Regions from separate parts of the Homo sapiens genome. Here region 1 is linked to region 2. A link is an interaction called in ENCODE POLR2A ChIA-PET data of the cell type or tissue named here. Cell type or tissue: HepG2. All regions are shown on one strand. Each heading gives the region's core, and the rest is flanking DNA. Links, peaks and the distances in the headings are about the cores only.

Region 1 (6,698 bases), core at 871-5,870, 100 kb after region 2:
GATAAAAATGGGGTTCAGGCCAGGCACAGTGGCTCATGCCTGTAATCCCAGCACTTTGGGAGGCCGAGGCAGGTGGATCACCTGAGGTCAGGAGTTCGAGACCAGCCTGGCCAACATGGTGAAACCCCATCTCTACTAAAAATACAAAAAATAGCTGGGCGTGGTGGTGTGTGTCTGTAATCCCAGCTACTCGGGAGGCTGAGGCAGGAGAATCGCTTGAACCTGGGAGGTGGAGGTTGCAGTGAGCCGAGATTGAGCTATTGCACTTCAGCCTGGATGACAAGAGGGAAATTCCATCTCAAAAAAAAAAAAAAAAAAAAAAAGAATGGGGTCCAGGAATATGTTTTCACTGCTCTTTGTCAATCCTCTCTCCAGCTCACATTTCACCCACACACACTTGGAGGGTGCCTCTGGAAGGATGACAACAGCTTGCGCCTCCATTTTTCTCACTTTGGTAATTCATTATCATCCCTAAGGCTGGAAAGGGCATTAAAGTTCAGGCAGTTCAATTCCAAGTTCGATTCAGAAATTATTTCCTCCATCCATTCTTCTGCTCCAAAACCTTGACTAACTCATGCCAGATCTAGTGCTTGGTGCTGTGAGATCCAACAGGGTCTTGCCTTCAGGGAACTCACATCTGAGAAGGGAGACAGGTGTGTAAAGAACACCTACAGTGGAGTGTGTAATGTGGTAGAGGGGAGAGTGATCAGGTTTCTCAGGGAAGGAGATGCTCTCCTGGGATCTTGAAGGATGAATTTACCAAGCAGGGAAATGGGGGAAGGGCTCCAAGCAGCTGTCAATATTCATACCACCAGAACTTGCCCTGTCAGTCAGGCCACTTCTTACTCAGACTCCCAGACTTCTGCACAACCCCTTGCCTTTCTCTCAGGCTTTACTCACCCACTGTGTCTGTCAAAAAACGTTCCCAGGCACTTCATCTGTAAAGGTCCTGTACTGGGTCCTGGAGACTCCTGGCCTTGAGGAGCCCACAGCTTGGTGGGGGATGGATGCATAGAGAGCCAATGACCACATAGTGTGAACATGGGAAGGTCAGAACTGAAGAGCCAGCAACAAATGCTATCTGAGCCATCCTTGGGAGGACAGGGGAGACTTTCTGCAGGAGGTGATATATAACCTGACATCTGAGCTATGGAATCTCCTACATCCTCATAGCACTCCTTTAAGGTAGGCCTTATTATTCCCTTTTAGATATGATAAAACTGAAGCCCAGAAAAGGGCAATGCCTTACCCAAGGTCACATGATTAGTGAGCGAGGTAGGTATGCATTCACCCCTGTGTACCCAGCAGCAGAGGTGGAAGTGGCACTATTGGAAGAGCTGGGCCTCAGGGGCTAGGACCAGAGGTGGAATGTTCAGAAGCACGGAGGGAGGAGCAGAAGCTGAGAACCTGGAGCTGATGGAACCTACAGGTTGTGCCATCTCTCCCAGACATACAGTAGAGCAGAGAAGGGACAGGAATATCCAGCAGGGCATCAGCTTGCAGCTTCATATCAGCAGAGCTGGCTCAGTCCTTAGACACCATCCTATCCAGCCCAGGAGAAACAGGTTTGTCCAGGGCAATTGATGAGGATGCATAGTATCACAGTGGCTGACCCTGGGCTAGATAGAATTCAGAGGCTTTGTCCTCCAGCCCAGTGCTCCACCCATTGCCCCAGCTGCCACTACATTGTTCAATCCAATCTACGTTTACTGATGGTGTGCTCTGGATTGGACACTCTTCCAGGCACCATGGAGACCACAGGGATCCTCCCCTTCACTGCTGTCAGGAGCTTTCAGCTGCATGGAGGAAGTCAGGTTGGGCTCCAAGACCTAGACTCCAAGTAGCATGTGGGAAGTGAGACAGCAGCAGGCATGAACACAGTGCTGGGGAGTGGGGTGAGGAGGACCTTAATGGCACAAGTGCCATGAGCAATCCTTAGACTTCAGATCTCCCATCTGTCCCAAGAAGAGACTGGAGTCAACAATCTCTGAGGTCTGCTAGCCTCTACCCTCCTTTGCCTTGCAAGGATTGGGAGGCAGGGCTGGGTCCAGCTTCTGGTAGGCTAGGGGATGGGAGGCAGAGGAAGTGGCTTGAGCTGCTCGAGCCACCCCCGCCTGCCCACCCCGGGGCTGTCCCATTACCGGCAGGGAAATCACAGACTCAGCGCTCAGACATCTGGGAGGTGCTGGGTGGCCTGGGTATTTTTAGAAGGCCAGAGGCAAACATGCCTGGAATCCTGGGTGTTGCTGAGCCAAAGAAGCTGGGAGGCCAGCAGAGGGTGAACCAGAAGAGGTGGCCTCGGCCCGGGTCCTAACTTCACCAAGGTCAGCTGGACTTGCCTTTCCCCAGAGGCTAGTGTTCAGGCCTATGGTGTGCAAGCTCTGGTTCCCCCAACTTGTCACTCACTTCTGCTTCCTTCTGGGCAGTCAGCTGCAGAGCTGTTACAGGGCCTCAGGGAGAACACTTGATCTCTTGATTCATTCAGCCAGTTCTTTCTGTGCTTTCCGTGGTCCAGGTGAGCTGCTGGGCCCTAAGGATACAGAATAGAAAGGAGGCAACCCTGGAGGGGCTCAGATCTGTTGGGTTGGGGGGGGTGGTGGGAAGATGGGAACACAGACAGTGATAACACCTTGAGATCACTTTGGAAGAAGAAGAAGTATGGGCCTGAGGGAGCTCAGAGGGTCCCCATCTCCCAGGATTGCCACAAGGGCCAGCTGATTATCTATGAACAAAAATGTAAGCTGCCCAGCTAGGGGACCAGCTCTGGGTATAACTAAGTTGTGATTATCAGTCCTTTCTAGAGCCATGCCTTTTCCTTTAGCGTGATTTCTGAAAGATAACATCTCAGAAGTGGAATACAAGGTAAGATTATCTTTTCAGCTGCTGACTTATCAACTACCAGAAAAAAATGCCCAGTTTGCACTGACAGCTCTGTCCCTGTCTCCTTCTCCCCATCCTATCCCTTCCAATCCCTCCAGGCAAATCCACACTATCATATTACAGATAAAGACTCAAGGTCCAGAGGGGCAGGTCCAGCCCAGGTCGGCTCTGAGCTATCCGCGACCTGCAGATTCCCAGATGGTTGAAACCACAGGAAGGACGCTCCCAGGCCTGCCTATCAGAGGAAGAGGGCTAGGGCATGGAGTGGGCAGAGGGCAGGAGTCCAGCCCCACACTGGGCCCCATCACAATTGACACTGTAGCTTAAACCCGATCTGTCCCACTCACTCCCCAGGATTGACTGGCCTTTCAGCCCAGGATTTCTCAAACTGGGCTCTTCAGTTTCATGAGTTTCCAGCCTTATTCATGGATGTCTGCAGATATGCTACCTGAATTTTTTAAGTTTTGTACGTTCACTTTAATGATAATCTAAACACATTCATATGAAAATATTCTGGCTTGACTGGAATGCACAGCATCTTATGAAAGAGGCTGCTCTAAGCGTCAGTGTCCATATCCGGATTTATCAGCAGACTAGTTCCAAAGAATCTAAGGGAACCACATTTAACATCAATGCAGTGTCTCAAGCTGACTTAATCAAGTTTGAGACTCATTGCTCTAGCTAAAATGCTTATTTCCTTCCTGTAAGATCCTGGGTAGAGAAAGAAGGATCTCAGTTGGGATCAGAGGCCTGGGTTCTAATTTTGTCTCTGCTTCTAACTCACTGAATAGCCACAGACAATTCCCTATCTGTGTCTTGTTCTAGATCTCAGTGTATTCATTTGTAAAATGGGAAGTTTGAGTTAGACTATCCCTATGGTCCCTTTGGGCTCTCACATGCCAGGATTCCAAATTGTGATTGAGCTGCCCTCTCACAGCCACCCCTGCCCACCCCACACCCCCACACCATCCCCACTGAGGCCCAGTGCTGCCGGGGGCTCCTGGGTTGAAAAGTAGAGCCTCCAGGAGGGCGGGTGTCAGGCAGATGTAAAGGGGGTGGCCTGAGTGGGATTGAAGGTCATCAGGAAGAAAGCCACCAGGCCAAAGAGAGTACTTACACCCAGCCAGGCTGTCAGCTGAGACCTACCTCCCCAGGCCAGGAGGGCTCCTCCCAGGATAGTGGGGGATCAGGGAACCCACCCCTCACCTGTGTGGGATTCTCCTCTAAGATTCACTGTCAGCCATCCACCCTCCTACCCCATAGCGCTGCCAGGAACCTAGAGCAACCTTCTCCTATAACCCCCTCCCCCATTCCAGCTCACACTGGGGTCTCAGGGAACAGGGCCCCCAGTCAATGCCAGAACAACCCCACTGACTAGACCTTCCTCAGCTCCCATCCTTTGGGCCTGCCTAACTCCTATAGATTACCTAGAATTCAGATTAGGAGTTCCCTCTGTCAGGAAGCTCTCCCAGATCCCCCATTCCAGGCAGGCTCAGGACCTTTATCCAACCTGCCATCTGTACTATCCTCTGTCCCTGCACTGATCCATCTTAACTGTTTTCTGTTGATCTCTCCCTCCTGGCTCCCAGCTGCCTTTGTTAATTCAGACATTGTGGACATGACATCTTTCTCGCTTTGCTGGGAAATGATTTGAAGCTCTGTCCCTTGGCCAAGAAATTCTAGACCTGGAAAAGCACCTGGAGTAGTAGGAAGTTTTCTCCTGACCTCAGGGCTCAGACATGCCTGCCCTCCAAGTCGATGCTCAGCAGCACCGGGGGCAGGCTTTTCCTGCAAAGGACAGTTTGCTGAACAGATAAACTAATCTGGGCACCCTACATCCAGGCCTATCAGTTTGTCCTATCTTGTCGTTCTCTACCCTACGGAGTCTTGTGGGGACACAGGCCAGAGGAGTGATGTCACATGGGAGGACAGGGCAGGATGGGAGGGAGGAATGGGACTAAGGAAATGCTTGGGGAGTAGGTGGGGTGTCCCCATCACATCTAGGTGGAGGTGGCTATGTCTTCATCTGGGTGTGAGACCATCCTAGCTCTCAGTATCCTGGTCCCCACCCTAGCCCAGTTGAGGAGCCTTCAGAGGCCAGAGGTCATATGTCATCACCTCCCAGAGAAACCCTGCCTAGCCCCAAAGTTGTCTGTTCCCAGCATACCAGCCCAGGAGAGAGAGAGCATGGGGCAGTGAGTCACCAAAGTATATGACTTTGGGCATATCACACTCCCGTCTGTACGATGAAGAGGTGGACTCTGTAAACACTAAGGGCTCGTCTGGTCAGGACAGTCTGTAGGCAGATGAAGTGGAAGAGACTGCTCCTGTGTGCAGGTGCTGGCTGGGTGCTCCCGTGTCTCTCGTCCCATCTAACTGCTCGGCCAAGGAGGGAGAAAGCTCCATGGAAAGCTTTGCCTCTGCTTGAGGCAGAGAAAGGTGGCATGGGCATTGTGTGTATGTGATAAAAATATACGCGGAATATAAAAATTACAATTTTAACTATTTTAGATGTACAATGATGTACAATGCAGTGTCATTAAGTACATACACAATGTTGTGCTCCACTATCCATTTCCAAAGCTTTTTTTTTTGAGACGGAGTCTTGCTCAGTTGCACAGGCTGGAGTGCAATGGCATGATGGCTCACTGCAACCTCCGCCTCCCAGGTTCAAGCAATTCTTCTGCCTCAGCCTCCTGAGTAGCTGGAATTACAGGCACCCGCCATCATGCCCCTCTAATTTTTTTGTATTTTTGTAGAGATGGGTTTCACCATGTTGGTCAAGCTGGTCTTGAACTCCTGACTTCAGGTGATCTGCCCTCCTCAGCCTCCCAAAGTGGTGGGATTACAGGTGTAAGCCACTGCGCCCAGCCCATTTCCAAAGCTTTTCATCATCCCAAACAGAAACTCTGTAATTATTAAACATTAACTCCCCATTCCCCTTCCTCCTACCCCTGATAATCCTCTTATTCTGCTTTTGGTCTATGAATTTGCCTTTTCTAGGTACCTCATATAAGTGGGATCATACAATACTTGTTTTTTGTGTGTATCTGGCTTCTTTCATAATGTTTTCAGGATTCATCCATGTTGTACATGTGTCAGTACTGCATTCCTTTTTAAAAGTTGAATAATATTTCACCTTATGGGTATACATTTTGTTTAGCCATTCATCTGTTGATGGACAATTGGGTTATTTCCACTTTTTGGCTATTGAGAATAATCCTGCTGTGAACATTGGTATATAAGTATCTGCTTAAGTCTCTGCTTTCCATTTTGGGGGATATAGACCTAGAAGGGAAATTGCTGGATCAACTTGGTAGCTCAATGTTTCACTTCTAAAGGAACCAACAAACTGTTTTCCACAGTGGTTACACCATTTTACATTTCTATGAGCAGTGCACTAGGGTTCCAATTTTCCTACATCCTTGCAAACACTTGTAATTTTCCTTTTAACAAAAAGTTATATCCATCATAATGGGTGTGAAGTGGTATCTCATTGTGGTTGGCCTGGAGATTTTTTTTCAAAAAACATATTTGACCAGGTGCAGTGGTTCGTGCCTGTAATCCCAATGCTTTGGGAGTCCAAGGCAGAGGATTGCTTTAGCTCAGGAGTTCGAGACCAGCCTAAGCAGACTCCTGTCTATACAACAACAACAACAAAATAATTTAAGAAAAAATTAGCCAGGCACAGTGGTGCACATTTGTAGTTCCAGCTTCTTGGGAGGCTGAGGATCACTTGAGCCCAGAAGTTCAAAGCTGTAGTAAGCTATGATTACACCACTACACTCCAGCCTGGATGACAGAGCAAGACCCTGTCT
Region 2 (6,698 bases), core at 820-5,819:
TCTACCCATACAGAGCTCTTTATCAGGAGAAGTATACAATGACCATCCAATAAAATCTGATAAGAAATAAGACAAAGTTTTAAACCTTGAGATACAAGCTAATGATAGCAGAAAGTCATCAAAAGATACTGATATTTCAAAATAATATTTATTTCATTAAGATTTTATGCATATTTTATAATGTATACAATATATTAGTACAGAGTACATGTATGTTACAAATATATATATCACTTAAATTTTTTAATAGATAAAACATACCATCAAAAGATATTTGAAAACCATTATTTAAACAGACAATCTGTAGAGTAGAAAAGCAGAAATATCCTTTAAGAATACTGAAGTCCAAAAGGACAAACATCGTGATTCCATTTATATGAAGTATCTAGACTAGGCAAATTTATAGAAACAGAAAGTAGATTCAGGGGCTGTGGGAGGAGACAAAGGGGAATTACTGCTTAATGATTACAGAATATCTATTTGGGTTGATGAAAATGTTCTGGAAATAGTGGTGATAGTTGCACAACACTGTGAATGCCAATGAATTTTACCCTTAAAAATAGTTAAAATGATAAATTTTATGTTATGTATATTTTACCACAATAAAAAAAATCTGATCACAAGCCCCACCCCATAAAAAAAACTAAACTCATTCTCTCAGTTCAAATTAAATGCTTACTATCTTTGACCTACAACCTTGCTTCCCTAAGTGTCTTACTTATCTGGACCAGCAGATGTCCATTATACATTAATAGGTTAAGCGTCTTGTTAGTTTTATCAGGACATGTCTTCTGGGTAAACTGAAATTGAGTTTCTGGGCTTACGAGCCAAGGTAGGGGTCCTGTGCAACTGTGCCTAAAGTAAAGAGATGGTCTCCATCTTTAAAATCTCTTTGATGCAAACAAATTGCTAATTGATGTACAGGAGTTATTTTTTACTGCTAGGGAATACCGGTATTAGTAAAGAACACTGCTCATACCCCCAAAATGTAATCTTTTTAAAAATTATTTTTTGTCTCCCTAGATTCTAAAAGTCATACATGTTCACAATGAAAAAGGACTGTTTAGGTACATTTGTCTCTTCAACTTTGCTAAAATGAATCAATTTAATCTTTCAAATGGGGTAAATTTCACCTAAGGATTTATTATCATTCTCAGAACTTGAAACTATATTTCCTCATTCATTCATTCATTAAATAAACATTCACCATGCATTTAACACATACCAGAGACTATGCAAAATAGGTAGAGAAGAGAGCATAACAGAACAATAAGTCATATGACAGAAACAAAAGGTACTACAGGAGAGCACATGAGAGCCATCAAATTCAGACTGAGCAGCAACAGATGAGGGAATAAAATCCATAGATTGACAAGGCCGGGCGCGGTGGCTCACGCCTGTAATCCCAGCACTTTGGGAGGCCAAGGTGGGTGGATCACAGGGTCAGGAGATTGAGACCATCCTGGCTAACACAGTGAAACCCCATCTCTACTAAAAATACAAAAAAATTAGCCGGGCATGGTGGCAGGCGCCTGTAGTCCCAGCTACTTGGGAAACTGAGGCAGGAGAATGGCGTGAACCCAGGAGGCGGAGCTTGCAGTGAGCCGAGATCACACCACTGCACTCTAGCCTGGGCGACAGAGCAAGACTCCGACTCAAAAACTAAAAAATAAAATAAAATAAATAAATAAAATCCATAGGTTGACAATTGATTTGCATCGTGAAGTACATAAGGAAACAACCTAGGAAAATGCAGAAGGACCTTTGTAGTAAACAAATGAATACCCCACAATTAAAGATTAAATGAAATCATGTCTTTAAGTGACCGGCATAGTACCTAGGACACAGTACACAGGTTCGAAGCATGGGCACTGAGGCCACTAGGAGAAGCAAAACAGAAGCTAAAGAATCACAAGGAAGAAAAAAAACAGCCAGGTAATCTCCTTCAGAAGAGAAACTTAAAGCATTCCACCAGGATTTCCTTACTGTGGTAATTATGGGGGTTCCCAGCTTACTTGTCTGCTTCCTGCCCTCACAGCCAACAGAGGTAGGCCTTCTCCAGAAAACTATATTAAAAAGGATATAGGTGAATGGAAAGGACAGAAGGGAAGAAGAGAGGAAGGGAGGGAGGGAGGAGAAAACATCTATATAAGGAATATTCTACCTCCTTCTAGGTGGCCATCAGGACTATTCCATTAGGCTCCATTTCCCTTTCAACATCAGTCACCACGAGATATGCCAAGACTCCCAGTTTATTCATCATCAACAAAACCCTTATTCTCAAAGTGTTCTGTACATCTATTAATCAAGCTCAGTCCCTAACCCTTTAAATCAGAGCTTCCCAAACAATGTATTGCGCCCCACAGCTATACAGGGAATGAGTTCCCCTCAGTTCTTGAGGGATCTAAGAGGAGCCTGGGACACATAAGCCTCCAGGACTGCCAATTCGGTATTCTTTTTTTTTTTTTTTTTGAGACAGAGTCTCGCTCTGTCGCCCAGGCTGGAGTGCAGTGGCACGATCTTGGCTCACTGCAAGCTCCGCCTCCCGGGTTCACGCCATCCTCCTGCCTCAGCTTCCCGAGTAGCTGGGACTACAGGCGCCCACGACCACGCCTGGCTAATTTTTTGTATTTTTAGTAGAGACAGGGTTTCACCGTGTTAGCCAGGATGGTCTCGATCTCCTGACCTCGTGCTCCGCCTGCCTCAGCCTCCCAAAGTGCTGGGATTACAGGCGTGAGCCACTGTGCCTGGCCAATTCTGTATTCTTTAAAGGTATTGGACCATTATTGTTTTATGTCATAAAATCAGCCAGGCTGATGCTACAGCAACCTGGCATTAACACTTGAGGTTATTACAGCACAGAGAGCTATGAAAATCAGACATTAAATGGTATAGTATATATACCAATATTCTAACAACAAAGGACAATTCCAGTTGTAACATACTCAGTGTGACATGGTATGGCTAGATGTCATCACAATTTGCCCATCAATTATCTAAACAACAAACTGACTAACTTCTTGATTTGAATACTACTAGTATAACACATGATAGAAAGATACATAGTTAAATTAGGGAAAGGCTTCAAGATCTTTATTTTTAACAAAACTTCTTGGCTATATAATCATTCTCTGATAATGATTACTTGTTTTTTAGGTTTATTTCATTTTCCTTTTTTTTTTTTTTTTAAGACAGAGTCTTGCTCTGTCGCCCAGGCTGGAGTTCAGTGGTGTGATCTCAGCTCACTGCAACCTCTGCCTCCCAGGTTCAAGCAATTCTCCTGCCTCAGCCTCCCGAGTACCTGGCTAATTTTTGAATTTTTAGTCGAGATGGGGTTTTACCATGTTGGCCAGGCTGGTCTTGAACTTCTGACCTCAGGTGATCCGCCTGCCTCAGCATCCCAAAGTGCTGGGATTACACGTGTGAGCCATCCCACCTAGACTTTCATTTTCTAACGGGATAAATAATCTTTTACATCTTTTTTGGATCACTTACCAACCAGAAATATAATTGCATATGAGTTTCCACAGTCCTTACATTGATAGGCTAGCCTCTATAACATAAGGTGAAATAGACTCAATGAATCATCCCATTTTAGTTTTTAAGCTAAGCTAAGAAATACCATTGTTGAACTGTACTCAATTCAACAAACATGGATATAAATGTAAACAAGAAAATGAGACTACTTTCAGTGAGAATGCACACTATAATTCATAAGGTAAGTCTAGCTCAAATACTGAAAAGTCAACCATTTGGGATGAAAGCAAAATGATTTCAAAATACAGAGTCTATTGACAATGGCTGAAGACTTTACATTACACTGTGTGAACTACGGTTTATTTACCCTCCGTGGGTTTTTTTTTTAACCCCCATACCAGAAAAGGATTTTTACACTATAAAGTTGTTTCCTTTTTAAAAAAGGAATTTTAAAAATTAATTTCTAGGTTTTCTAGGATTAAGAAGTTGTAGGACGGGCTAAAGAAAACATTGTGTCAGATAAGTGTTAGCCATCAGACTGCACTTCAAAGAGTTCATAAATCATAAACATAAATGTCAGATGTGACTATCCCTAAAAACGAGGAATGCTCCCTACCCTTCACTCTAACTTCTTCTGCCTTGTACTAAGTTTATTTTGCTGAAGGTCAACCAATACTTCTAATCTTCTTTCCATGGTAAGAGGAAAAGCAAAATTAGTCTATGAAAATTCAAGTTTTATGTATCCTGGTACCAAATGAAGTCCTGAGAAACCGGCTAATAATGAATTTTACTAAAAATTTTCTGTGAGGTTTTCTTTCTTTTTTTTTCTTTTTTTCCCCTAGCTGTGAACACTTCCAGAATTCTGGCAATCTGAAAGCATGGATTCTCATCCCAAGACAATGAAAACCCACGGTTAAGGAACAGACAACAGTTTTAGCATACTCTCAAACAATCCTTGACTAATAGAAGACTTGATAAATTAACCATTTGTTGTACCAAAACTTTGCTTATATCTGCAGAAATTCTACCCTAAACTGTACCTTGTTTACATGGTCATCAGTACATTCTCAGGTATTCCTGTTACAAACAAAGCAAATTATATATTCCTCTAACGTATACCTCCTATCCTTACTAAAATGTTCTTTTTAAAAGCAGGTAGGATACACTGCTATCAGAGATGACTAACACCTCTAGAAGCCTAGCCTTAACCTCTGTGACTCTGTTACTGTATAAGGAGTTAGTCACCCAATAGATTCATTGAATGAATGCAAATGCAGCCACTAATTTAAAGTTAAACCTCAGGAAAGTAACACCCATTCAAGGAAGTTTAAACAAATGTCTAATTGTACCATATTTTGGCATTTAGGAAATTGAAGCATTATTCATATCTTCATTTCTACCTATTTATTATTATTATCTGTCACCAGCAAATTCAAACATAATTTCCCAAGAACTCATAATTTATCTGAAGACATTTTGTATAATTTCATTTCAAACATTCTAATACCAGGAGCCTGGAAAAATACCAGGATAAAAAAAAAGTTTTATTTGTCTTGTGCTCCTTCTCACAGGCAATGAAGGAACACATTACAGTGAGAAAGTTTTCCAGGGGAAATAATCAATAGTATATCATACAATGTCAGAGCCAGAAGGAGCCATAAAGGCTATCTAAGAAAGACTTTGCATGAAGACCATGTAATTATTTCATGCTTTGATGGATTGTCCACTCATCCCACTGAAAACACTTATGAATGAGAGATTTAAAAAATAAAAAGGAAAAAACTATAAGACAAAAATGGGCATGAAAATAAGATAACTATTTCCCCTGGGCCAGAAAAGCAAAGCTGTGGGCAAGATTGAAGTTAGAAATACACAAAACTCTAGGTTAAGAAGAAGGCAATGGAGAGTTTGGCTCCTGCAAAGTAAAGGAAACTAAAAGGGCTCACAGTGGGACAGGGATCAGGAGCCAGGTTCATAGCTTGAAACCAGGCACTATAGTGAGATTCCCGTGTTCATGAAGGAAGGCTGAAAAAATGCTACCAACAGCTGCCAGGAACAAGAACTTATATAGAACTGTTGATAAATAGAAGCAAAAGAAAACAGGCAAGGATTGCTGGCAAGATGGCCAAATAGGAACAGCTCTGGTCTGCAGCTCCCAGCAAGATCCTCGCAGAAGGCAGATGATTTCTGCATGTCCAACTGAGGTACCTGGTTCATCTCATTGGGACTGGTTGGACAGTGGGTGCAGCCCATGGAAGGCGAGCCGAAGCAGGGTGGGGGGTCACCTCACCTGGGAAGCACAAAGGGTCAGGGAATGTTTCCCCCTACCCAGGGGAAGCCATGAGGGACTGAGCCTGAAGAACTCTGGAACAGATACTGTGCTTGTCGCATGGTTTTCGCAAACTGCAGACCAGGAGATTCCCTCCAGTGCCTACCCCACCAGAGCCCTGGGTTTCAAGTACAAACCTGGGTGGCCATTTGGGCAAACACCAAACTAGCTGCAGGAATTCTTTTTTTCCATACCCCAGTGGCACCGGGAATACCAGTGAGACAGAACGATTCACTTCCCCTGGAAAGGGGTGCTGAAGCCAGGGAGCCAAGTGGTATGGGTCTGCGGGTCCCACCCCCACGGAGCCCAGCAAACTAAGATCCACTGGCTTGAAATTCTCACTGCCAGCACAGCAGCAGTCTGAGATCGACCTGGGACGCTCGAGCTTGGTGTGGGGAGAGACGTCCGCCATTGCTGAGGCTTGAGTAGGGTGGTTTTATGCTCACAGTATAAACAAAGCCTCTGGGAAGTTCGAACTGGGTGGAGCCCACTGCAGCTCAGCAAGGCTGCTGTGGCCAGACTGCCAGATTTCCCTTCTCTGGACAGGGTATCTCTGAAAAAAAGGCAGCAGCCCCAGTCAGGGGCTTACAGATAAAACCCCCATCTCCCTGGGACAGAGCACTTGGGGAAAGGGGCAGCTGTGGGCACAGCTTCAGCAGACTTAAACATCCCTGCCTGGTGGCTCTGAAGAGAGTAGTGGACCTCCCAGCACTGTGTTCGAGCTCTGTGAAGGGTCAGACTGCCTCCTCAAGTGGGTCCCTGACCCCTGTTCCTCCTGACTGGGAGACACCTCCCAGTAGGGGCCAACAGACACCTCATACAGGAGAGCTCTGACTGGCATCTGGCAGGTGCCTGTCTGGGACGAAGCTTTCAGAGGAAAGATCGGCAGCAA

What was found. Peaks named below come from ENCODE experiments on the same cell type or tissue, not always from the same donor. Only the 100,000 strongest peaks of a DNase experiment are listed, where the experiment ranks them.
Region 1: POLR2A ChIA-PET joins it to region 2 with 5 read pairs; 4 of 35 experiments call an interaction of 5 or more read pairs at or near these places.

What each region holds. Positions count from the first base shown.
Region 1 is chr11:73,155,484-73,162,181 of GRCh38, forward strand. IUR1 (imatinib upregulated ABL suppressing lncRNA 1) reads right to left here. Exons shown (of 4, transcript XR_950294.3): 4 at 297-2,530. Among named protein-coding and RNA genes, the nearest start is that of FCHSD2, 17 kb to the left of the region's middle. RefSeq lists enhancers at 1,254-1,343, 1,834-1,883, 1,894-2,033, 2,184-2,363. In HepG2, for the core only: a CTCF peak has its summit at 2,327; DNase peaks (open chromatin) are centred at 2,258 and 3,078; H3K4me3 peaks cover 1,480 bases.
Region 2 is chr11:73,055,426-73,062,123 of GRCh38, forward strand. The region is part of intron 3 of FCHSD2 (FCH and double SH3 domains 2); the gene reads right to left. Among named protein-coding and RNA genes, the nearest start is that of FCHSD2, 84 kb to the right of the region's middle. In HepG2, for the core only: no CTCF peak of the experiment used is centred there; a DNase peak (open chromatin) is centred at 3,746.